Regions from separate parts of the Homo sapiens genome. Here regions 1 and 3 are each linked to region 2. Evidence: chromatin loops called from intact Hi-C (ENCODE). Cell type or tissue: endothelial cell of umbilical vein. All regions are shown on one strand. Each heading gives the region's core, and the rest is flanking DNA. Links, peaks and the distances in the headings are about the cores only.

Region 1 (8,331 bases), core at 2,879-6,878, 190 kb after region 2:
CTTTTTAATGATCGCCATTCTAACTGGCGCGAGATGGTATCTCATGGTGGTTTTGATTTGCATTTCTCTAATGACCAGTGATGATGAGCTTTTCTTCATGTGTTTGTTGGCTGCATAAATGTCTTCTTTTAAGAAGTGTCTGTTCATATCCTTTGCCCACTTTTGATGGGGTTGGTTTTTTTTTTTGTAAGTTTGTTTAAGTTCTTTGTAGATTCTAGATATTAGCCTTTTGTCAGGTGGGTAGATTGCAAAATATAACTCTTGAGTGTAGGGAGTATTCACATTCTACTCCATGTGAATAGCATCTCTAGAATTATACAATGAGCAACCTATGTGGCCATAGTGATGGCTCTGGTCAATTCTTATCTCTTACCACATATCCAACCAACCATACCTAATTATTTACATGCCACATGGAAAAATACTTTGGTGCCTGTTCTCTTTGCCTGTAACGTAACAAGCACCCCACATTTACTAATAATGACTAATATATAGTGAGCATTTTCTATGTACATAAATTATTCTAAGAGTTTTACATATATGATAGCAGTTTTTTCAAATTGATATAATTATTGTCTTCATTTTCTAGGTGAAAGAGACAAGGAACTTGCCTAAGTTGCCATAACATGAAATAGCAGATTTGGGATATAAATTCAGGTCTGCTTTGTTTTAAAGCCTGGGTATTTAATGTCTCACATGTCATCCCTCTTTTATGCTGCCTGTGTGCTCTTCCTTGACTTGCGAGACTCAGCTGATAAATTCCTCAAAGCTTTCCCTGTGCCTTCCACGCTAGCCCAAGCTGCCTTTGGTATCCTTCCTCTATATCCCTTAATACAAGTCTGTTCTCCCAAAAGTATACCCAGAATTTAGCAAGCTGTGTATAATCAGTGATTTTTCTTTATTCATGTTTCACTTAAACTATGGGCTTATCAAGAGTGAGAATTGTACACCTATTCAGAACAACAACAAAGGACTGTATCGTATTCATTTCTTGTTCACTCATGCTTAGCACATGCTTTGCACGTGAAGTAGTTGTCCAATGCATGTCTAAAAGAATAAAATGATGAATGGCTTAACCACATCTCAGATTCTCAATTCATGGTTATAGCACAAAAAAATGATCATGCATGTGATTTTGGCTGTGATTAGAAACTGGGATAAAATTGCAGCCATTTATCACAGAGATGGAATAAGCACAATTTCTTATTAAGTACCTGTGGACTCCATACTTTTGCAGATACACTGCTTCTTTAAACAATGCTTTAATCACAACATTTGGCTGCTTCAAACCTGTATGTGACTTGTTATTTCATTCTTTATCAAGTCTGAATTTCTCAGTATAGATTTAAAGAGCACTGATATCATAGATCAACCCATAGTGATTTTCACCTTGTTCTAATATGTATCTTTGACACCAAGAAGACCAGTCACTTTACTCTCCCAACGCGCTATACTTATACCACCATTCAGTCTTTACTCAGCTCATACTCCAGCTCATTATTCTTCTTCCATTCTAAACCTGACTTAGATTATTAGGCAAACTTAAATTCTACTTACTTTATAGAGGGTTCCCTGCCTAGGTTAGCTCTTGGTAAAGTCCCTTTTCTATTGCCTATGTCAAATAATGTACCATATGATACAGGTTGAGTATCCCTTTTCTGAAATGCTTGAGACCAGAAGTATTTCAGATTTCAGATTTTTTTTTCAAATCATGGAATATTTGCATTCTAATTGAGCATCTCAAATCCAAAAACTCAAAACCCAAAATGCTCCAATAAGCATTTTCTTGGAGCATGAATTTTGAGCATCATATAAGCAACTCAAAACATTTCAAATTTTAGAGCTTTTGGATTTCAGATTTTTGGATTAGGGATGCTCAATTTGTAATATTGTTGACTATTTGCAGCATTGCTTTAGTTATGTTAGCATTGTTTATTTTTTCCTATAAAGATATGAGCAGATGCTATGCATTTCTCTTGTTTAAAATTACAAGTTATTGTGTGCCCACTCTGTGCTAAAATCTATTCTGCATGTTTTACAAATATTTTATTATGAAAAGATTTGAGTTTCCTTTTGGTTAGTGATAAAGGAGAAAATCTTTCAACAGATGCCATGAGAACTGATTAAAATAAAAAGTTAATTTTGGCCGGGCGTGGTGGCTCACGCCTGTAATCCCAACACTTTGGGAGGCCAAGGTGGGTGGATCACTAGGTGAGGAGATCAAGACCTATTGGCTAACATGGTGAAACTCTGCCTCTACTAAAAATACAAAAAATTAGTGGGACATGGCGGCATGCACCTGTAATCCCAGCTACTTGGGAGGCTGAGGCGGGAGAATCACTTGAACCCAGGAGCAGAGGTTACAGTGAGCTGAGATCGCACCACTGCACTCCAGCCTGGGCGACGGAGAGAGACTTCATCTCAAATAAAATAAAATAAATAAAAAAGGTTATTTTAAACCAAATTTCTAAAAATAAGTGTGATTCTCAAATTTAACAGTGATCCTAATAAGGTATATGAACAGGCGATAGCATAAAACTAGTTCTGTGCGTGGGTGTTTTGTGTCACTTTAATATTCAGTATATAACATGTGGAGAACTAGTTTTACTTTTCCATGGTATTTGTTGGTGCCTCTGTGAGTCACGATGTTGGGTCTACTGATTCTAACTCATGTCAAAAGACCTCAACTTTATATTTAGCCCAACACTGCCAATGTCTGCTGTTGGAAATAAAGGGGAGCCAGGCAAAAGAGTTTGAATCAGCACAAATAATTAAAATTATGGACCCTACTCATAGGACCATCATACATAAAGAATAACACCCCTTTTGCCTTTATTTGGAGAATATTACTCAACCACTTCACCATTTATAAGAATAATAACAAAAATGGGATTTTCACATTATGACTTTAAAGTTGAAGGATCCAATTGTGTCTTGGGAAAAAAATGAAAGCATATGTATCACAAGACTAACTGAAAACAGAAATTTCATTTCTGTTCATATTCAGAGCCACTTTGTTAACACTGTGCTCCTGGGTTTGGAATTCCCTGGAGAGAAGAAGTTAGAAAGTAAAAGGCAAGCGTTCCCAGTAACATTTGGTTTAAATTTGCATGCAATTAAAATCTTATGTTATGGTACTAATATTTTTTCCCTTTTCTGGTTTCAGAAACACTAGGTGTTTCTGACACATTTAGTAAAAGCCTCCTTTTCCTTATCATTTCTGACTCTTTATTCAGATTTACTAAAAATAAGAGTCAAGAGAAAGAAAAAATGGGAAAGTCTGCACAATGAAAAGGTGGTCTTCCTTATTTTTCATCAGTTAGTCAGGATTATTTACCAAGCAGAGGACTGCTCTGTCATTTTTATACTAATTTAATTCTAAATAAATATATCAAAGATTTCTAAATGTTGGATTTAGGCATTTGAAAAAGGTTTTAAAAACAGTAATTTATCATTTAGCTGCAGCATGTGATAAGTGCAATGAACAAATTTTGATTCATCTGACATTAGTTAGAATTAAATTATTATCTAGAGATTATAAATGTTGCATTAATCCTTCTTTAATTTAATAATTAAGATTTATAAGTATTCACAAATATATCTGGAATAAGTAATTTAAAAAGTCTTAAAACTTTAAGATTTGATATCAGGATATAAACATAATTCTATTTATTTATATTTTCCATTTGATATTTGATCCATCCTACTTTATGACTTTCTTTTCATCAAGAAACTGACCCAAAGACTTGAGGATTACTACTAAGGACTTTTCAGGGAAAATAAAAACGAAATAACCCACACCAAACAAAAAGCGGCGGTGGTACAGCCATAATACTTCCTGTTCCTTGTAGATCAATCTGGGACAAAGGCTGTCTAATATTTCAAATTCTGTGGCATGTGAACAATACTGTGTGCACTGGGCTTCCAACCTTGGCATTTAGAATGCATATATATGAGCAGAGGAAAATTCCAACAATCTATCCTTTCTTTATAATCTTGCAGCAGTTCCAAAAGTCCTTAGCTGAAGGATATATTTGGAAAGCGCTGCTTGTCTGCTCTCACCACATTCAGGTAACCATTCCAGAGTTCTTAGGTTCCACTTGAGAGGTAACTTGCTATTACCATTTGTGCTATGTGTCATAAAAGGGCCCTATTATTTTCAGCAAGACCCCTCAGCAGCAGTTCCAAAGGAGCAGCTAGAGATTTGATTATATAGGTCTCTCTCCTGAACACATCCTTTCGCATTTGACATTTACACTGGTGGCGGATTTTTATGTAACTTGTTAGAGAGCAGTCTGAACCTTAGAAAGGTGTTAGTCTTCCTAGAACCCTCTGGCAAAGGAAAATCTTTTATTGGACTTAAATGTTTTGAGTTGAAAACTGTACTTGTTTGATTGGAAAACCTTTCAGGGAACAGATTTCGTTATTTTTCTAAGCTAGGCTGCAGGAATTGAGCCGAAGATATCACTAACCAAAGACCTGAGAACCAAAGGAAATGACTCCAGTGTTTAAAATCCTTTTATTTCCTCTGTGAACGATATCTCTGCAACTGAGATGAACCATTCCAACTGGCCCCCACCCAGACTTTATGGGAACTGAGATTAGGAAGTTGTATGGTCACAATAGTCACTGTACAAATTGCTTTCAGTTTAAAAACCTCAAAGTTCTTGACAAAGCCATAATTTCTTGCCACATTTTATTTTTTCACATGGGTGACTGATCTGTCATTCATTAATTACCCTGCCAGGATTCTTCAGTTCTTTTAGAATGATCTATATATATAATAATTTCATTTGGGAGGAGGACACAGAGTTTGTGAGAAGTATGCAGGGTGCCTGTAAAATTTGTCTTTGCGAGACACCACATATTTTGCCCATTTCTGTTGCCTTCTATTTGAAAAAAAATATTGTTGGGCCACAGTCAAGCTTATAAAAATGTGTTCTTTTCCTTTCCTAATTTCATTCTATACTTTCCTTCTTGCCTAGCTTTTCCATAGCTGAGATGAATAAAATGTTGGATGTGGTCTCAAAATTCAACACTCCTGACTTCCTTTGACACAATCATGCCCTGGGGAAATAGAATCATATTCATAACTCTCTAAAGCATTCTCTGCCCTTGCTTTCTCTACCCAGGCTGGAGAATCTTATTAATCTTTCTATTCCTTGTGCCTAACACAGTGCCTGGCATGTTTGAAGGCACTGATTTATATTTAAACGTGAAGTAGCCTAGAATAGGAAGCATATAATAGATTGGTAAAACATAGAGTATGTAAGGAAGGGATTATTACACACTTTAAAAAATCAGGGACTGTTGTCTGAATTAAACATTGTTAAGGATGTAGCAATGACACAATTCTCCATTCTTCTAAAATTTTTAGTACTTCCCTATATTCGTCTCTGGGGAATTTATGTGGCAGAATGCTCTCTCACCATGTTTGGCAACCTAAAGCTACTCAGACTTCCTTAGAGGTAGTCGCTCCTCTATCTCAAAAGCTTTCTTGACAAGAATGATTTGGGTTGGATGGGGATTGGTAGTAGTTTTCTCATTTAACATCTGCAACACATATTAAAATGAACTTTAGTAACCTGACATTTAGCACTGAATGGGATTTACACATACGAGTTGCTCAATCTAATGTGATTTGATCCAACATTTGTCAAACATGTACTTTTGGAAAAACACTGTGATTGACACTGAGGATAAGAAAAAGGAAGCGATTTATCCCCAAATGCTCAAGGGGAGGAGAGATAGGTGCATATATATATGTGTGATAGGCACATATATATATATATATATATATATATATATGATAGGCATACATATATATGATAGGCATATATATGTGTATATGATAAGCATATATATATGATAGGCATATATATATAAGCATATATACGATAGGCATATATATATATGATAGGCATATATATGTATATATGATAGGCATATATATAATAATATGAGGATAATAGCTAAAAATAATACCTAACTGTCAGTGAGTACTTTATGCATGTCAGATTTTCTTCTAATAACTCCAGATGTCTTATTTAATCCTACAGAGGCCCTTCGAGGTAGATGTCAACGTTACCAGCATTTCACAGATGAGGGTAATGAGCCACTATGTTCAAGATCAATCAGCTTCCAAAGTCACAGAGCCTGATAGAGTCCAGGAAGTTCCCAAATATATGCTCTTAAGTACTATGCAGTAGTGCTGTAAATAACATGCTCTTAGAAAGAATGAGGAAGTGGTCAAATCGACCTTAAGTTTGGAAAAGGCTTAGGTGAAAGCTGCAGGAGGAAGGTAGTATTTGAGCTTTGCTCTCCAAAATGAATGTAAGTTTATCTAGCAGGGATAGCAGGAAAAGATTTACCTGGAAAAGGAAAGAGCATGGAAATGGCAGAAAGTTGTTGAAGTGCATGACATTTTCTGATGTCTTCAAAGTGCAGTGCTTGCATAAGGAAACAGTAAGTGATATAATCTGAATGCAAGCTCGTCTTATGGTGAAGGGTCTTGCATCAAGGCTAGGGTAAAGAGCTTGTTATAAAGGCAATGGAAACCAAGGAGAGGTTTATAGGCAGAAGAAATAATATGGCCAGAGTAATATTTTGGAAAGTCGATTCTGGCAAAGAATTTGGAATGACAAAGAAGGAAGAAAGCTAGATGCAGGAAGACAGGCTGGAAGGATGTATCCTTTCTCTTGCATTCATGTGCTAATAATAGAAAGAATGACTAAACACTGACTTAAACTGTTTTTCACACCGCATAAGAAGGAGACTGAAGGTAAGCAATCCAGAGCAGTAGGGTGACTCCATCTAGACACTCAGCACTTGGTGTGTACCTTTCACTTCCTGCCTTTGCCTTGTGGTTGCAGAGAGCTAGTCCACTTTAGCATTACATTTGCAGTACATGCAGGAAGACCAGGAAGGCTAAAGGGCAAAAGACAAGTGCCAGCTGAGTGTGTCCTTGTTCAAAAGCTTTGTGCTTTTATAATTGGCCCCAAACTGTAACATGGTCGTGGGTTCTTAATACCCAAATGATGTTGGAAATAGTAGTTTTTATACCTAGGCACATGCCAAAACAGAATGCCGGTAGGGAAGAGAATTCCGTCAAAATTGATATTGGAATTGTTTATGTGAGAGTTGAAGAGGACATGGACCAGGGACTTTAAGGGTACAAAAGATAAAGTGGGGACAGGATTTAGGAATGAGAATCAGGAAGACATGGGGACCAATAAGATGAGGCAGGCTGGGAAGGGGATTGATCAAGGAAGATACTGTTGTTTCTGACTTTGGCAACTGCATCTGTGATGATCGTTTTAGCCGAGGTGTGGAGAATCAAGTAAGATCAGTTTTTACCAATAAAATAATACATGTGATTCAAGATATATTGAGTTTGATGTATTTCTAGGACATCCGATGAAAAATTTGGTAAGTTGATATAAACAGGCCTAGAGGTCAGGAGATGACGATCTGAGTGTCAGAATAATCTAAACCACAGAAGTTGATGAAATCACTAAGAAAACACATAGAGTGGCATAAAGCCTGAAGACTATGGAGAGGAAGTTTTTTTTTGTTTGTTTTTGTTTTTTGGTTTTGTTTTGTTTTTTGAGACAGAGTCTCACTCTGTTGCCCAGGCTGGAGTGCAGTGGTACAATGATGGCTTACTGTAGCCAAGACATCCCACTTTAGCCTCCTGAATAGCAGGGAACACAGGTGCATGCCACCATGCCTAAGAAGGTCTCACTGTGTTGCCCAGGCTTGTGTCTAATTCCTGGCCCCAAGCTATCCTACCACGTCAGCCTCCTAAAGTGTTGGGATTATAGGCATGAGCTACCACACCTGGCCAAGGAGAGGAACTTTTCAAGAGCAAGCTGAAAATATCAGAGAAAGGGGAGCAATATCACAAAAATTAGGAGTAATATTTTTAAAATGAAATGCTCAACAGTATCAAATACCTTAGAAGATTTAAGAATGAAAGGAGATGTTGAGTTAGCAATTAGGTTATCATTAGTGTTCAGTACATGTTGAAACAATAAATGCATTAAAACATGAACTTCTAGCCAGGTATGGTGGTGCAATCCTGTAATTCCAGCAATTTGGGAGGTTGAGGCAGGTGGATCACTTGAGCCCAAAAGTCCGAGAACAGCCTGGGCAACATAGTGAAACCGATCTCTACTAAAAATACCAAAAAATTATCTGGGTATGGTGGCACGTGTCTGTCGCCCAGCTACCCAGGAGGCTGAGATGGGAGGGTGACCTGAGCCCAGGAAGTCAAGGCTGCAGAGCGTTTTGGTTGCGTCACTGCACTCCAGCCTGGGCGACACAGCGAGA
Region 2 (8,331 bases), core at 1,543-5,542:
AATGTAAAAAAAAAAAAAGTTTGGGGAAAATCTTTAAACTTTATTCCTGTGTCATGCAAAACAGCGAGTTTTGAGGAATACATTGAGTTAAGATATCATATACTTAGCCAATGAACGTACCAAATGACCCATACATCACCTGCTCAGTTCATAGGGCAGGAACCTTAAGATAGAATCTCATAGAACTCTTTCTTTCACTTATAACCTGAATAACCTATACATAATTACCTTGCTTTAAGTGTTTTATTGTACTAGACATGGGTTTTCCAAACTTTTATGATATATTAGTCCCTTTCATTGAAATATGTAATCCCAGCAACTTCCTTAGAAATGAAAAAAACTAATCATTTTGACATTATTACCTGGTGAAAAATAAAATACGACACATTTTTACTGTTTTCCATTTAACAAATGTTGTGCTCTATTCAGTTACTTCAAAGTTAAGTTTGTAAGCAACTTATAAAATATCTGAAAATAGAACAATAATTTGAACCCACAAAGATATCAGATTGCAATGCATATTATGTGGCTAAATTCTATAATTTTCCTGAGTTGTTTCTAAAGGATGAGATAAGAAAGAAACTCATGTTGTGAGCTTTCTCCACTTGTTATATTTTGCTTACATGAAGACTCAAATATGTACATACGTAGTTTTTCCTCTTGCAATTCCCTGTGAAATACTAGGGTCATTTTAATGTTCTGTGTAAGATGAACACCAATTTTATTCTCAATAGCAGTGTTCCATATACTTCTTGCATTTTAACAAGAGCTCCTTCATCAATCCAAATAATAAATTACAAGACCAAAAATGAAAGCAATTTGTACATCTGTGAAGGTCAAAGCCACCAAGCTGGCTGGAGATATTCAGCTGAGGGCGGTAACTACTGAAGTCCTGAGTTATGGGCACACTCGTCCTCTCTGAGTGCTGTGCATGCTCACTCAGTAAAAACTAAGCGGCTCTAAATGGTTTCCTTTTAAGAAGAAAAAGCATGTTTAGTGTGTTATTTAATTCAATGATTTTTCAAAATTAGATATTATAATGGATCCCAATCATGCCCTTAATAATGAGACTGTACAAGAATACGTGATAAAATTGTAGAAAAAGAAATAACAATGGTTTTGCCAGGCACTGAGCTTAGGGCTATATACAGTTTTCTAAAGGATGCTCCATCTATGAAGGGCTCTTCCTCTCTTTTATTTTTTTTTCATTTCCGTCCTTCCCATTTGTTTTCTTTCTTCATTTTCTTCTTTTCTACCGTCTGGCTTATTTGAGTCAACCAACATTTACTGTATCCCCATGAAAAGCCAGACATCATAGGAGGAACTACGGATACGAGAAATTAAGGAGTTCATAATCTAGTAAAAATGTTGTCTGTGTTTTTTTTGTGTTTGTTTTTAATTTATCCGGAGTTTGTGTTTATTTACCTATCCATACATGAATTTATAATCACTTTGGATGCCTTAAAATACAATAATATTCTGGGGCCTATATCACCTAATGTAATCCTCCACATGCTGTAGACATGATTAAAATCCTCATCCTCTAACATTCAAATAGATCTGGTGAAAATAAAGTGTACATTTTATGAGTTAAAAATCATAAAATCTTAGTCCTGCTAGTCTTGATTACAGTTCTTTTAAAGTACCTAGTCCAGATCAAGTCAGTTGCCATGCTAATTAGTTTTCACATACGAAAAAAAAAAATGGCCATACTCCAGACACTGGTCTTTCTATTTCAGGAAAGATGGCATATAAGAAAACCTCACTATATGCAAAGGATTTGTGGATGGTTCCTTGGAGTTAATTTTCATGGGCTTTAGAAGGTATTTAAACCTCAAGACAAGGAGAGGGTTTATAAATGATTGACAGAAGCTCTTTAGCTACTCAAGTCCAAGAGGGTAGCACCTCTTAGCCGTTCAATGAATAGTATGGAGAATTCGAAGGGCTGCTTAGAACTCTAGGGCAGCCTATTTTTTGAAGATTATGCTTTTGACCTTTCTTGCTAGAAGTCATCCATCCATCTAATAAGTGTTATTTAAGGGCATACAGTGTGCCAAGAACGCAACTTGGCATCACCATGGAGACCATAAAATTCTAGTCTCATCCTCTCATCCATCACAACCAAGTAGAAGTTGGTGCTGTTAATGTCAAGAGCAAATCAAGAAGTCAAGAAAGACTGAAGCTCAGACACATTGTCACTGGTGTAATCTCCACCTTTGAAGGTGCTGCTCTGATATCAAATTTTATGTACAGAGACAAACACATACACAGTTGACAAAGTAACAGACATAAATTATTTTTATGTTTTATATGTTATTTTTTGAAGTAACATCAGGTATGTACTTTAGCTTATTTTTTCACACAAAGTTGATTTTTTTGGGTAATAACAATAGAATTTATACTAGTTGCAGAATTATCTACAACCACCATAGTAAAGAAACAAAGCCGTAAACTAGGTCGTATTATTACTGTTATCTTTTGAATTTTTGGACAGAGCTGATTTAATAATTTGGCAAACTTGTAACTAGGGTAACTAGAAAATGCTGAAATTTAAATCTATGTTATTTATATTATTTTGATCTTTATATGGCCTAAAAATGCAGGTTTAACTCCAGCACACATAGTAAAATTAACAGTAGAAAGAAACAAACATCAGAAGCCATATGTAATATGTCTGTGGTGCTCTTGACACCCCTCTGTCTTCTCTTCTGAAATGTGTATTCCTTCTGATATTGGACACATACAGTTACACACACACATACACACACACACACACACACACACACACACACACACCCCTTGGACTGAATTCTAGATGCAATTTTAAAAATCAATAATTTAGTATCTCTTCATATAATTCACACCCCTTCTTATTTCCCCCATGATTTTTATTTAAGCTTGTACGCAATTTTTGGCATGAACTAAGCTTTTTAAGACTTTATGCCACTGTAGGGATTTTTGGAAAACACTGATAAAGCCAATAAAATAACACACCGATTCAGATATTACCCTTGTTCAAACAGGGCTCTCAAATGGGTCCTATTTTCTTGGATTTGCCCACTCTGAAAAAAAAAAAAAAATTCACTGCAAGCTAAATTACTTTCTTTAACATACCTAGATTTTTTTTATTTTGTTTTTATTTTTAACTCTGGACTTTATTAAAAGGACAAAGGAATTCACTGGAGTGGGAATAACACAGATTTTACTGTGCAATGAACTTAAATGCACTTCTATAAAGTAAGTCATGAACACTGACTTCAACCTTTCATTTTCCTCAGGAAGGACCCAGTTAGAACCAGCAGTCACTGTGGCTGAGGGAAGAGGCACAGTATTCTGGTCTGGTCTAGGTTCTTCTTTCCTTTTTCAGTTTCTTTTTTGGTTCCTTTCTGTTTGTACTGCTCTTGTGAGCTTCTTATTGTTCAAGCCTCATAGCTATTTATGGATTATGCACAGTTTGGGCTAATATGATTAACATTTGCCTCAAGAGCCAGGTCTTCTCATGTAATTGGTTCTCTTTCAAAACACGTGGCCTCCGCCTGGATGACTGGCTTGCTACGTAACCTGGAACGGCCATGTCCTGGGTCTTTCTGTGCTGCATGTTTGGCCGTGGAATTTATTTCTTCTGTCCTGCTGGAGTGGGTAGGATTGTTTGAACAGGAAGAGTCACTTCCTTGTTATGCTCTCCCAGCATTGTAGAGCTCCAAGATGTTTCCCCTGTGCCCTTCCATTAAGCCCTTACAATCTCCTGCACTAAAGTTTAATCACTTCCCTCCTAATATCCTAAAGAAGACAAGAGCTTTCTCTCCTAATTCTTTCCTTCTCTCCTTTTTCTTTTTCTCTTTCCTTCTTTCTCTTTGCTTACCTAGTATTCTTTCCAGCCTGCCTGCCTATCTGCCTTTTCTTCTCTCCTTCCTCTCCTCTTCCTTTACTCTCATTATTCCCTTTGTTTTCCTTTTCCCCACTGTTATTTTTTTTTCTAATTTCATGTCATTTCTGTTATGAAAACTAGATCCCAGTTAATGGAGCTTTATCGTATTTGCACACAGATGAAAGAATACATGCATATAATAATGAATTGCTGCATTCTTTGTAACAAGAGAATATTGGAAACAACTTGAATGTCCATTAATAGGGGACAAATTGAATAAACTATGGCATGTCTGTAAAACAGAACTCTCTGTAACTGTAGAAAAGAATCAGGAAACACTCTATGTATTAAGTTGTAAGTATCTCCAAAATATTTTGTGAAGTGAAAAAAAGACATAGTGCAGAACATTTGTATTTTATATTTCGTTTGTGAAAAAAGGCGGTGGTGGGAAATAAGATTATATTTTACATTTTATTGCTCTTAGTAAACACCAAAAAATTTGTGTAGGAAACTATTCCTGGGTGTCAAGGATAGATGGGCTGAGGAATAGTAGAAAGGGAGATTTTATCGTTATACCGTTTTGTATTTATTAACTTTCAAAAGTGTGTTAATATATTATCCATCCAAAAAGTGAAATATAATAATGTAAACCTGGGAAGCCAATGTAAGATTCAGTTGAAAGAAAACTATCCCATTAAATGCATATATATATATATGTGTGTGTGTGTATGTATGTATATACATGTGTGTATATATGTGTGTATGTATATATATACATGTGTGTATGTATATATATACGTGTGTGTATATATATGTGTGTATATATGTATGTATATATATACACATACACACACACACACACACATACACACACATATGTATAAATTTGACATGACTGGTATAGTTATCCAAACTCACAGGTGTTCTTCTAGAATATTAGCTATCTATGGCTTAAATTATGTAAAATTGTCATTTTTTACTAAAAAACCATTTCAAATATTGGCAATTTCATACTATTGGCCTAATCTTTCCTTGTCTTAAGTTGAGGCATCAAAAATCTATCATCAGGTTGCCTGGGCTATTACTCTCTTTAACTTCATTCTTCTCCTGTGCTATAGAAACTTTTGGAGTCATATTTCATTAATTTCCCCAGGTCACCTGGATAGGACTATGAAGTGTGGCAATCCTGAATCACCTTTCCATCCTTGCTTTATTAACTTTACACTTGACTGTAGATTAAACTGTCATAATCTACCACTGAGATTATGGTGTTTTTTTCCTAAGAAGTCATTCTGAATCTCAGGCTTTCCTTGCAGGTCTAATGTCTTCATTGCCACCAAATTTATCTTTCTACAATGCAGTTTGACTCCTGTTTCTTTTTACTAAGTGCATCCCATGTCTTCTCACTGGCTACATAATATATATGGACTAAACTCCTTGGAAAGCATGCAATTCATCCTCATTCTTACCTCCACCCACTGATCTTTCCATAAACTCTCTAAACCTGTTCTTTCCCCAAATTATGATCCCCAATAAGTCTCCATGGCTTTGCTAATTACTTTCTGTTTATTAAAATGAGCTTCTCCACCTTCTATGTCTTGCAAGCCTCTTATTACCATTTAAAGGTTTTACACAAATAAGTGTTCTCTCTGTAGTTCTGATTCCCAACTATCCACAATTAATCTCTTGCTTATTTATGTTTCCATGGTCCTATGTAATTACCCCTATTATAAATCTAGTCATTAGGACCTATTCCAGATATTTGTTTATGTGGCTACCTACCTTCCTCACTACCTTCTGAGTGATTGGCAGCACAGATGAAGGTCTTGGTTATCCTTGTATTCCCTCGTACTGAGCTCAGTGTTTGGTATAGAGTTTTGTGATTAGTAAATATTGGTTTATTGAGTAATGCTTCAGTCTTACTACTGGCATCCTTTTTTTTTTTTTTTCGAGACAGAGTCTCGCTGTGTCGCCAGGCTGGAGTGCAGTGGCGCAATCTCACCTCACTGCAACCTCCACCTCCTGGGTTCCAGCGATTCTCCTGCCTCAGTCTCACAAGTAGCTGGGACTACAGACGTGCACCACCACGCCCAGCTAATTTTTTGTATTTTTAGCAGAGACGGGGTTTCACCGTGTTGGCCAGGATGGTCTCGATCTCCTGACCTCATGATCTGCCCGCACTGGCCTCCCAAAGTGCTGGGATTACAGGCGTGAGCCACCACACCCGGCCTAGAATCCTTTTGTATATGGAAGGAAGTATTTTAAAAATCCTTTTTAAAAAAGGTAGGAGACTAATGTTAAGGAAGGTTTTGGGAGTGGGGAAAGAAATGCCTTTACATTAAGGACATGAAAATTGAAAGTACAAAGCAGTCTCTAATTTGTTCATTATTTGCCATAAGGACATGATTTAGTTTTGAATGTATTCCACCAGGTTCTCTTTATCTCCTTTGCTTCATATTAGTGTTTATTTTGATGATGATTAAGGCAATATGCTACTAAGAATTGTGCTGTCTTTTTGTAAATTATGCCTGAAAAAATCGTGATTGTTCCTGTTGCTTTGAAGTCTTATGTTTATATTTAATTGTAAAAGTTAAGGCTACCTCTATGTGATAGACAGAGTGTTCTCCAAAAAATGCCCGCAAATTTGGAGTGGAGGATAAATGACAGTTTTCTCTTCCTACTTCTCCCTTCCTCCTTTTCCTCCTCCTTCTGTTACTTAATATTATCACTATTATCATTATTTTCTTCTAATCTGGAAATATAATAGCTTAATAGCCTAGTCTAGCTGAGTTGGACTTGTGTATTTGTTGAAAATATTAAGTTATAACTTTGGAGTAAATACTCATCATAAAATGAGAATGATTTGATGGTGTGTGTTCTTGTGTATTGCACAGACACATTACTGAGTGGCACATAGAGTTGCAGTGAGTTTTACTGTAAGGGAGTATTTTAGCCATCATGTCTTCCAAGGATCGCATGCCCTGTTTCCTAGGTCCTAATAAAAGCTTGTATTTATATGTAACTCACTATTGCCATTTCAGTTCATCAAGATTAACACCAAGGAGCTATTATCGATCACGTCAGAGTGAGGCAGGTAGAATGCTAGAATTTTTTGAGGATGAAATAAAGTGATCTTAGTCTCTGGCATCTTAGTTGTTGGGTGCCTTCCTTTTTCTTTTATCAGTAAATGATTGTTATCTATGACCAAAGAAAGAAGAGAAATTCGCATTATTTAGCATTTTGCCCACTTAGGTGGCACTTACTCTGATTTAGTCTATTATAACATCATTATGTCTTGCTAATGGCACCATGCAGTTCACTTCCTTCAACTGTTTGCAGAGTGCCTCTCCATTTAAACAACGTGGCACGTTTAAATAGTTTACTAGTACTATAACATTCTTGGCTTATTGTACATTAGATTTTAAAATTTAGAAAATTTTCTATTGAGCACAAGAATATATAATGGTGAGCATGACTTTAAATACTGAAATGAAAAGTCTGTGAGAACAATTATCTGTTTCGTTATGTGTTAGAAGTGGTAGATATGTTTTCTGTAAATGTGAATAAACTGAAATGAAATTTTAAAGCTTGTGGAATGAAACGACAAAAAGGACATTGGTATTACACAGTTTCTTTCAATTCCACCATCCCTACCACCCACCCAACCCTTCATCCCAGAATTAGTGTTGGTCTGTTGCTTTCCACGGTTCCATGAAATAGTTAGATGATTTAATAAGAACTTTGGAATATGTCCTCTTTTCCCTCAACCTCCAGGTAAATTTATTGGTAGTTAATGTTGCTAGTCTTTTCATGGCCTAGAAAATTGTTCTCTCTTTTCTTCACTTAGTTAACTTTTATTTTTCCTTCTAATGAGAGCTCAGGTCTTCCTTCCTATGCAAGGCTTCCCTGACCTCCATTGGGTTAGATCTCTCATAAAGGTGCTCAGAGCACTGCTTACTTGGCAAACCTTCAAATTCACATTTGTTTACGTGTTTATTTTTATTAGTCTTCCTTCCCTATTAATCCAAAAGCCCTATAAAGCTGAGGGCAGTCTTCAACTCCCTATTGGATTATTAATTCCAAGTATAATGTTTTGCACATACTAGTCACTGAGTAAATATTTTTGAAACATGAAAGAGTGTTCAGATGTGAAAACACTCATTTTTGGCTATAGAATATAATTTGGGGTATCTCCATCAAATGCATACCTAGTTATGATTTTATTAATTTTCTGCAATTTAAATCAGTATTGTTTCTTTACTCCGAAATGTAAATTAAGGTTCAGTGTTTAATGCCACTATACCGGGAAAATATATGTTTTTGGCTTTTAATTCCATAACATGTATTTTTTGCCCCTGAACTTCAATTAAATGTTCTCCAGTTGGTTTTTTGTGTTGGGGTGGGGCAGGGGGTTTGTAAGGTAACCCTTTTGGTTTTAGAGCATAACTGCATCCATACTTTTA
Region 3 (8,331 bases), core at 2,879-6,878, 200 kb after region 2:
TTATGCTTTATTCCTGTGTCTCAGCGAAACATTGAAAGTGCTGATTTCTTTGTGATATTAAAAATACATGTAGTATTTCTTCATGGGGTTCCAGTCATAATTCTTTGGTGTTTCATTCTATTCAAGGAGGTTAAAGAATCTTACAGCATAGACACCTAATTTGGAAGGAATCTCAATGAAATACCTGCTAAGGTCAAGGTTCATGTCAAAACTAATATTAACTGTTCTCTCTGCCTGTAGAGTGCTTTCCACGGAGAGTCTCAAGGGTTGTTCCTAACTGTGTTCAGGTCTCCGCTCACATGTCATCTCCGCTCACATTTAAGAGGCCCTCCTCTGACTTATTATCTAAAATAGCACCCTGTCACTCTCTCACTCTTACCCTGCCTTATTATTTTTTTCCATAATACTGACATCCTATTTTATCCCACCCCATCCTTGATTATATTAATATTTAAAATTATAGTAAGTAGTTTCTATTATTTTTCATCTCCCCAGAAAAGCTTCATGATGGCAAAGTTGTTCACTGCAGTATCTTCATAACCCACAGAACTTATGAACCCTAGTTCATAGGCAGTATTGTGATCCTATGAGCTCTCTGATATTTCCTAGTACATTTATCATTACTTGTTACTTAATATTTTGTTGACATCTCAAAAACTGAGTCTTTCCCATTTTGAAAAGCAGGAAAATATAACTTCTGAATATCTGCTCATTTGCTTTCTCGTATTGGGCTTCTGTACTGAGTCAGACACATGGTAGATACTGGGAATACAGCAGTAATCCTATAGCCAGGTCTCCAGGACTCAACAAGCTTACATTCCTGGAAAAATCTCACTGTTACTGGGAGTAAACTTTCTTTCTGAACTGGCATACCAGAAAATTGAGTCCAGGATGTACAAATCTGTGCTAAAAATTTTGTTTGCTACTTTTTAAGTGGACTTGATAAAATATGAAGCACATGCTTTGTGTTCAGCCTGTTCTTACCTCTTTATGTACATTCCCTCATTTATTCTCACTGTAACATGGAGTGCTATCATTATCTTCATTTTTCAGTAGAGGAAACTGAAGCAGCGAAGGCATCACTTGCTCAGGTCATACAGTCAGTAAGTGGCAGAGCCATAATTTGAATCCAGAAAGCCTAACTCTGGAAATTTTTAACAACCCTGATACATAAGGTTAATGCAGCTGACCTTGTGTATTTACTAAAAGATAGCTACTGTTGACCTCTTCATTGAAAGTTTAAGATCATGAGTTATTTAATTTGGTTTGGCCATGCAGTCAGTTTGGAATGTTCTTTATCTTCATCTTAACATAATCCAGTTCATTTTACAAGACCTAGCATGCTATAAAATTAGCGTTTAGTTAGGAAAATGGAAACACATCTAGGCAGTTTATGAAGAAGATTGTTTGCACAGAGAGGAAAATCTAAGAAGCTAAACAGTCTAGAGGAGCAATCCAGAGGTTAGGATAACAGGGAACACTGGCCCACCTAGTTTTTTGTTTTGTTTTGTTTGAGACAGAGTCTTACTCTGTCACTCAGGCTGGAGTGCAGTGCTGTGATCTCGGCTCACTGCAACCTCCACCTCCCGGGTTCAAGCAATTCTCCTGCCTCAGCCTCCCAAGTAGCTGGGATTACAGGCCCCCACCACCATGCCCAGCTAATTTTTTGTAATTTTAGTAGAGACGGGGTTTTATCACGTTGGCCAGGCTGGTCCTAAACTCCTGACCTCAGGTGATCGGCCCGCCTTTGCCTCCCACAGTGCTGGTATTACAGGCATGAGCCACTGCACCAGGCTAATATCTAGGTTTCGAGGGATAGTGGAAGGAAGTGGGGTTACAGGAAGCTGCTACCAATCCTAGGTCTAGAGGATTGTGGCAGGAGATGGGGTTACTATTAAGTCAGAAGGTGGAGCCATCTAATGAAAGCTAGAACCATGACAGGGCTGCCAGGTGGGAGTTGGTACCAGGAGGAAACACTGTAGGAGAAAGAAAAACCTTGACTTCTCCTTTTCTTCAGTCTTTTATTCGTCTGCCAATACTACCCATTGGCCAATCCTACTGGAATCTAGTTGACAAAGGAGTCTGGAAAAGGTAGATTTGCAGGATACAGAGCATGAGACTGGTTCTATAGACCAACAGGGAGTTGGCCAGCACACATGAGGTGCTGTTTTGTGGAGCTGTCATTTAGAGGTCCTCTGAATGCAGAATTCCCATGACCCTTACTTAGTACTTCTCTTTTGCAGCATTGTCGGTGTAACAGTAGTGCTGAGCACACAGTCACTTATTATCTACTAGCACTGCTATGAGTGTCATTCATATAGTAACCTCATTAATCTTACAAGAGCCTTGTGAAGTAACAAAAACTATTATCTCAATATTCCAGATGGGGAAACTGAAGCACAGTAACATTTTCTTCAATATCACACAGTTAGTAGCAAAACCTGAATTCAAATCCAGACTACCTGGCTTCAGCGTCGATTCTCCTAACCACTACCCTCCACTGCCTCTCAAGATTTTTTTGTCTCCTTCACCTTTCTAACTCACTGAGCACCCAGTAGTGGGCACGACGTAGCAGGTGCTCATTAAATACTTGTTTGAACAAAATGATTTTCTAATTTTAATATTATGTTGTAGTTGCTTAGAATCTTAAATTTTTATAGTCACTTGGGTGTGTTTTCCAAACTGTTCTTTTTTTTTGTTTTTAATGTTTCAAAAATCCTACCTCCCAGTCTGACTGTTCATTTTTATACTTTTTCACCTTCATAGCTGAATGTTTAGTCTGGAAAGCAGCATCCACAGGGTCAAATATCCAGGGTTATTTCCTGGATATCTTCATTGGACATCTCCAATGTTACCTAGGGAAGTGATACTGCAACAAAAAATACTTCTCATTGATAGGAACAGAACCAGTTATGATTCTTGAAGCCTTAATATTATTGAGGCAAGCAGTCTTTAAACAGCTACTTTCTGTTGTCAGTCTGCTATTGATGGCTTACTAGACTTTGAAAGTTTTACATAGATGATCTCTTTTTTTCTTTTTTGCCTTTTAATAGTTGAGACAGGGTCTCACTTTGTTGCCCGGGCTGGAGTGCAGTGACATAATCATAGCTCACTGCAGCCTCTACCTGTCCAGCTCAAGCAATCCTCCCACCTCAGCCTCCTGAGTAGCTGGGATTACAGAAATTTGCCACAAATCCAGGCTAATTTTAAATTTTTTTTTGTAGAGATGAGGTCCCCGTATGTTGCCCAGGCTGGTCTTGAACTCCTGGCCACAAGCAATCCTTCTAGCTCAGCCTCCCAAAAGTGCTGAGATTATGGGTATGAGCCCCTGCGCCCAGCCCATAATCTCTTTTAAATGCCCAGTACAACCCTATGAGCTTCCTGATAAAATTTTCCAATTCACTTACTTTGTATCCTTTTTTGTTACCCAGTTCTTTTTCCAACTATTACCATGTCAAATTTCAAGATGAAGAAACAGGTTCATATACCTCAACCAGTAAGTCGCAGAAAGGGGATTTGAACTGGTATCTGTCTAACTACAAAACTTACAGAGGTTTCAGTGAAACTCAATACCCCATAACATGAAATCATGCTGTGATGAGGGAAATGCAGCTTTTCCTTATGATGCCTGAGAACTGATGATGCTTTTTTATGTACACACTGTACACTGATTTCATAAAACACTTTAACCTGGAAGATATGAGTGACTCCCTTTACATTTTTTTTTTTTTTTTTTTTTTTTTTTTTGGAGACGGAGTTTTGCTCTGTCTCCCAGGCTGGAGCGCAGTGGTGCGATCTCGGTTTACCACAATCTCCGCCTCCCGGTTTCAAGCTATTCTCCTGCCTCAGCCTCCTGAATAGCTGGGATTACAGGTGCGAACCACTGCGCCCAGCCAACTTTTGCATTTTATTTATTTATTTTTTTTAGTAGAGGCAGGGTTTCGCAATGTTGGCCAGGCTGGTCTTGAACTCCTGAGCTCAGGTGATCTGCCCTCCTTGGCCTCACAAAGTGCTGGGATTACAGGCATGAGCCATCACGACCAGCCTACATTCTGAAAAAATGACCTCTTGAGAGGCTGGGTGTGGTGGTTAATGCTGTAATCCCAGCACTTTGGGAGGCTGAGGTGGGTGGGTTGCTTGAGCCTAGCAGTTTTGGACTAGCCAGGAGAACATAGTGAGACATTGTCTCTAAAAAAAATTTTTTTTAATTAGCTGGCATGGTGGTGGCATGCATCTGTGGTCCCAGTTGTTCAGGGGGCTAAGGCAGGATTGCTTGAGCCCAGGAGTTCTAGGGTGCGGTGAGCTATGATCATGGGACCGCACTCTAGTCTGGGCTGCGGAGTAAGACGTTGTCTCTAAAGAAAGAGAAAAAAGACCTCTTCAGGCCACAGAGAGCAAAGTAAAGCATCTGAAATACATTTACCTTTTTTTCCTTTAGTGAGGAAAAACATTAACAAACATTTTAAATGTAACTGGGAAAGAACATTTAAGAAATTCATGCCCCTCTCTTGTATTCCAGCTTTCTTCTAGTTGGGTTCTGCATATGATTGTGTTATTAGGGACTATGCCTTTAAAAATGAAAAAATAAAAATAAAAAGGCCATGGTTAGCCTGTGAGCACATTTTTTTATTCTGGCTCTGGCCACAAGAACCAAGTTTGACTAGGCTCTGTATCAAAATAAAATCCAGAGAGGCATTCCTAAACTTGGACCTTTTGTCCACACTCACTTCCTGTTGACCGAGTGACATCCCTTCAGCTGGCCCTCCATCAAGCTGTTTGCACAGAATAGGGAGCAGTGTTTTCAAGGGCAGCAAATCTTGCAGCTTATTAAAAGTAGCATGGTATGCAACTCAGATGCCAGTTCTCTTTCCTTTTTGGGTTTCCTTGAGTCCAAAGGTCAATAGGAACACAGAAAAGCTCAGTGTATTGGTTTGTAATTCCACTCCCACTATGGCTCAATAGTACAATATATTCAGATCCTTGTCTCATTGAGTTCTTCAATCTTCAATCTTTGTTCCCTAAACACAGGCTTGTGTGAACATGCTATTAGCTAGCAGGGTTCAATTTCAGTATTAGGGGTTACATTCAGTTTCAAGCTCCTCACAGTTGTCTACACTGGGTATGAATCTGGAACTGCTGCCAATTTTCTTTGAGGGCATTTTAGTATCATTATCTCAGTGCTTATGCTATTATCTCTGAAGTGTTGTTTTCCAGCGATTTTCTGCCTCTAAAAAGACAGGATGGTTTAGCCATTTTATCAATGAAATTTAAGCATGTAGTGTCGCTGACTCTTGTGATTTCCTTCACTTCTTTTGTTCTACTACCTACCTGAGGAAATACTTTAATATTTCCAGTGAGAAGGCACCTTAAGGGAGTCTCTAACCGCTCAAAATGTGGTCTATAGAGGGACAGCCTGGGCATCATCTGGGAGCTTGTTGAAAATGCTCAATCTTAGGCTCCAGCCCATAAGTGCTGATGTAGATCTGAATTTTAATAAGATCCCTTCTTGTTTCACGAGCAAGGTAAAGTTTGAGAAGCAGGGGTCGGGCGCGGTGGCTCACGCCTGTAATCCCAGCACTTTGGGAGGCCGAGGCAGGTGGATCACGAGGTCAGGAGATCGAGAACATCCTGGCTAACACGGTGAAACCCCGTCTCTACTAAAAAATACAAAAAATTAGCCGGGCGTGGTGGTGGGTGCCTGTAGTCCCAGCTACTCAGGAGGCTGAGGCAGGAGAATGGCGTGAACCCGGGAGGCAGAGCTTTCAGTGAGCCGAGATCGCGCCACTGCACTCCAGCCTGGACGACAGAGCGAGACTCCATCTCAAAAAAAAAAAAAAAAAAAAAAAAAAAAAAAAAAAAAAAAAAAAAAAGTTTGAGAAGCAGTGATCTGGCCCACATCTGGTCTTCTAAGCAATTCTGAGAGGGATTTTAGAGCCTCTTTTTAATACTCCCAATAATAGAGATGCCACTGGTGTAAAATTTGCTGGACAGCTAAACTCTGCCTACTTATAATTTCTACACTTAGTCTTTATTTCATCTCTTTAGAGCAAATGGAATAAGTCTAATATGACCCATCTAATATTTAAAGATAGATAACGTTTCCCAACTCCTCACCTCCAATTCCTCCCTCTCTTTCTCTTTCTCTCTCATGTCTCTTTCATTGCCTGTTGCTTACTCTTCCCTCACCCCTCCCTTTATCTCTTTTCATGCTAAGCATTTATTTTCAGCCATTCTCTGCTTTGCCTGGCTTCCAAACTTTTCAACGTGACCATTCCTATTTTATTAATGGACTCTAGTTACCAACTTGTCAGTTTATTATATGTGTTGTAAAAAAGTGCAGGGGCTATTTAAAATTGTAGAACAGAGATCTACTGTGCTGATTCTGAAATATTTAAAAGCGTTCTCTTGGTGTCTACCAGGCCATGATATCTAGGAGGACCCAACGAGTGACAATAGGGTTTCAGACGTGATTGTTAGGTAGAGTAAAAAAAAAAAAAAAAAAAAAAAAAAAAAGATGGAAAGTAGCCACTTAAATGAGAACTATGCTAAATAGTACTAAAGCTTCAGTACTAAAATACAGAATTACAATTTGAACTTCCATTAGCTACATTCACTACCTAATGCCATGTAAACAAGTAAAGTCCTAAAGTAGAATTTAGGCCATTCTTTTCAGATCTAGTGCATTGCACTAAGATGATTAAATTAAGCTTCAGAATCAGGAAGCAGTTGGCCGGAACTCAGATATTTGTGTGAATCTGGGCCTGAATTTTTGCTGAGCAACTCCATAACCAGGGGCTCAGTATGTATGAGGCATATCTTAATTTCTATGTAAAAGTCTGCTGTACACTTTTCATGTTCTGCATAAATCCATCATCCTGAAGTCCTAGGTTATATCACTTTTCTTAACTGTTGGTTTATATTTGGCAAAATGTCACTCAAAGAAATATCAATTGATAACACCACTTTAATTTAATGTAGGAATGCTTCCTGATTTATAATTAGACTTTTCACACAGAAATAGCAGATACATTGGTGTGCTGCACCCATTAACTTGTCATTTACATTAGGTATATCTCATAATGCTATCCCTCCCCCCTCCCCCTACCCCACAACAAGCCCTGGTGTGTGATGTTCCCCTTCCTGTGTCCAAGTGTTCTCATTGTTCACATGCAACAAACCTGCACATTGTGCACATGTACCCTAGAACTTAAAGTATAATAAAAAAATAAATAAATAAAAATAAAAAATAAAAAGAAATAGCAGATATAATCTAAAAATTCTTAGTGTATTTTTTTTACCCTCAAATACTCAAGCACTGCACTGGTGATTGATTGTAAAGAAGCATAAACAAATCAGGTTAAGTGATCAAGAAATGCTAAACTTGTTGAAACATCCACAAATGCAAGCAAGATTTTTTTTTTTTTTTTTTTTTTGAGATATGGTCTCTCTCTGTCACCCAAGCTGGAGTGCAATGGCATGATCTAGGCTCACTGTAACCTCCGCCTCACAGGTCCAAGCAATTCTCCTTCCTCAGCCTCTCAAATAGCTGGGATTACAGGCGCCAGCCACCACACCCGGCTAATTTTTATATTTTTCGTAGAGATGGGGTTTCACCATGTTGACCAGGCTGGTCTCAAACTCCTGACCTCAAGTGATCTGCCTGCCTTGGCCTACCAAAGTGCTGGGATTACAGGCTTGAGCCACTATGCCTGGCCCACAAATGCAAGCAAGCTTAACAAATACCTTTAAGTGCTATATGTAGTACTAGATCTTCTAAAAATGTATACTAACCACATCAGCACACATTATTCAAGTGTCTTTGATATGTCAGATGTTGGTCACTTAGAATGCTCCTGACCTTAGGAATATTATCAATTACATTTTCATGATCATTTTATACTTGTAATTTCTACAGCATTTTATGCTTACTCCAGAATTTGTTTTTAACTTTAGGTATTTTTGTTTAGAGATTTAAAACCTGACTTTTGATGGAGTACCATATTGAAAAACATCTGAAAAATTTAAAAATTGCTTTCTTATATTATTTTATTTTGAGATGGAGTTTTACTCCTGTTGCCCAGGCTGGAGTGCAATGGCGTGATCTCGGCTCACTGTAACTTCTGCCTCCCAGGTTCAAGCGATTCTCCTGCCTCAGCCTCCTGAGTAGCTGGGACTATGGGTGTGTGTCACCACACCCAGCTAATTTTTTTTCTTTTTTTCTTTTTTAGTAGAGATGGGGTTTCACCGTGTTGGCCAGGCTGGTCTCGAACTCCTGACCTAAGGTGATCCACCCACCTTGGCCTCCCAAAGTGCTGGGATTACAGGCATAAG

What was found. Hi-C counts contacts between places; a loop is a spot of excess contacts. Peaks named below come from ENCODE experiments on the same cell type or tissue, not always from the same donor. Only the 100,000 strongest peaks of a DNase experiment are listed, where the experiment ranks them.
Region 1: it touches region 2 in a loop (5-fold over the local background); 4 of 110 quality-filtered maps call a loop at or near these places.
Region 3: a loop joins it to region 2, with 6 times the contacts of the local background. A loop is called at or near these places in 4 of 110 quality-filtered maps.

What each region holds. Positions count from the first base shown.
Region 1 is chr3:29,508,873-29,517,203 of GRCh38, forward strand. All of the region lies in intron 3 of RBMS3 (RNA binding motif single stranded interacting protein 3), which reads left to right. Among named protein-coding and RNA genes, the nearest start is that of RBMS3-AS2, 130 kb to the right of the region's middle. RefSeq lists an enhancer at 6,414-7,031. In endothelial cell of umbilical vein, for the core only: no CTCF peak of the experiment used is centred there; DNase peaks (open chromatin) are centred at 3,959, 4,449 and 6,679; H3K4me3 peaks cover 855 bases; H3K27ac peaks cover 3,055 bases.
Region 2 is chr3:29,320,932-29,329,262 of GRCh38, forward strand. All of the region lies in intron 1 of RBMS3 (RNA binding motif single stranded interacting protein 3), which reads left to right. Among named protein-coding and RNA genes, the nearest start is that of RBMS3, 44 kb to the left of the region's middle. In endothelial cell of umbilical vein, for the core only: no CTCF peak of the experiment used is centred there; a DNase peak (open chromatin) is centred at 3,580; H3K4me3 peaks cover 261 bases; H3K27ac peaks cover 1,897 bases.
Region 3 is chr3:29,520,698-29,529,028 of GRCh38, forward strand. All of the region lies in intron 3 of RBMS3 (RNA binding motif single stranded interacting protein 3), which reads left to right. Among named protein-coding and RNA genes, the nearest start is that of RBMS3-AS2, 120 kb to the right of the region's middle. In endothelial cell of umbilical vein, for the core only: no CTCF peak of the experiment used is centred there; a DNase peak (open chromatin) is centred at 4,754; H3K27ac peaks cover 1,616 bases.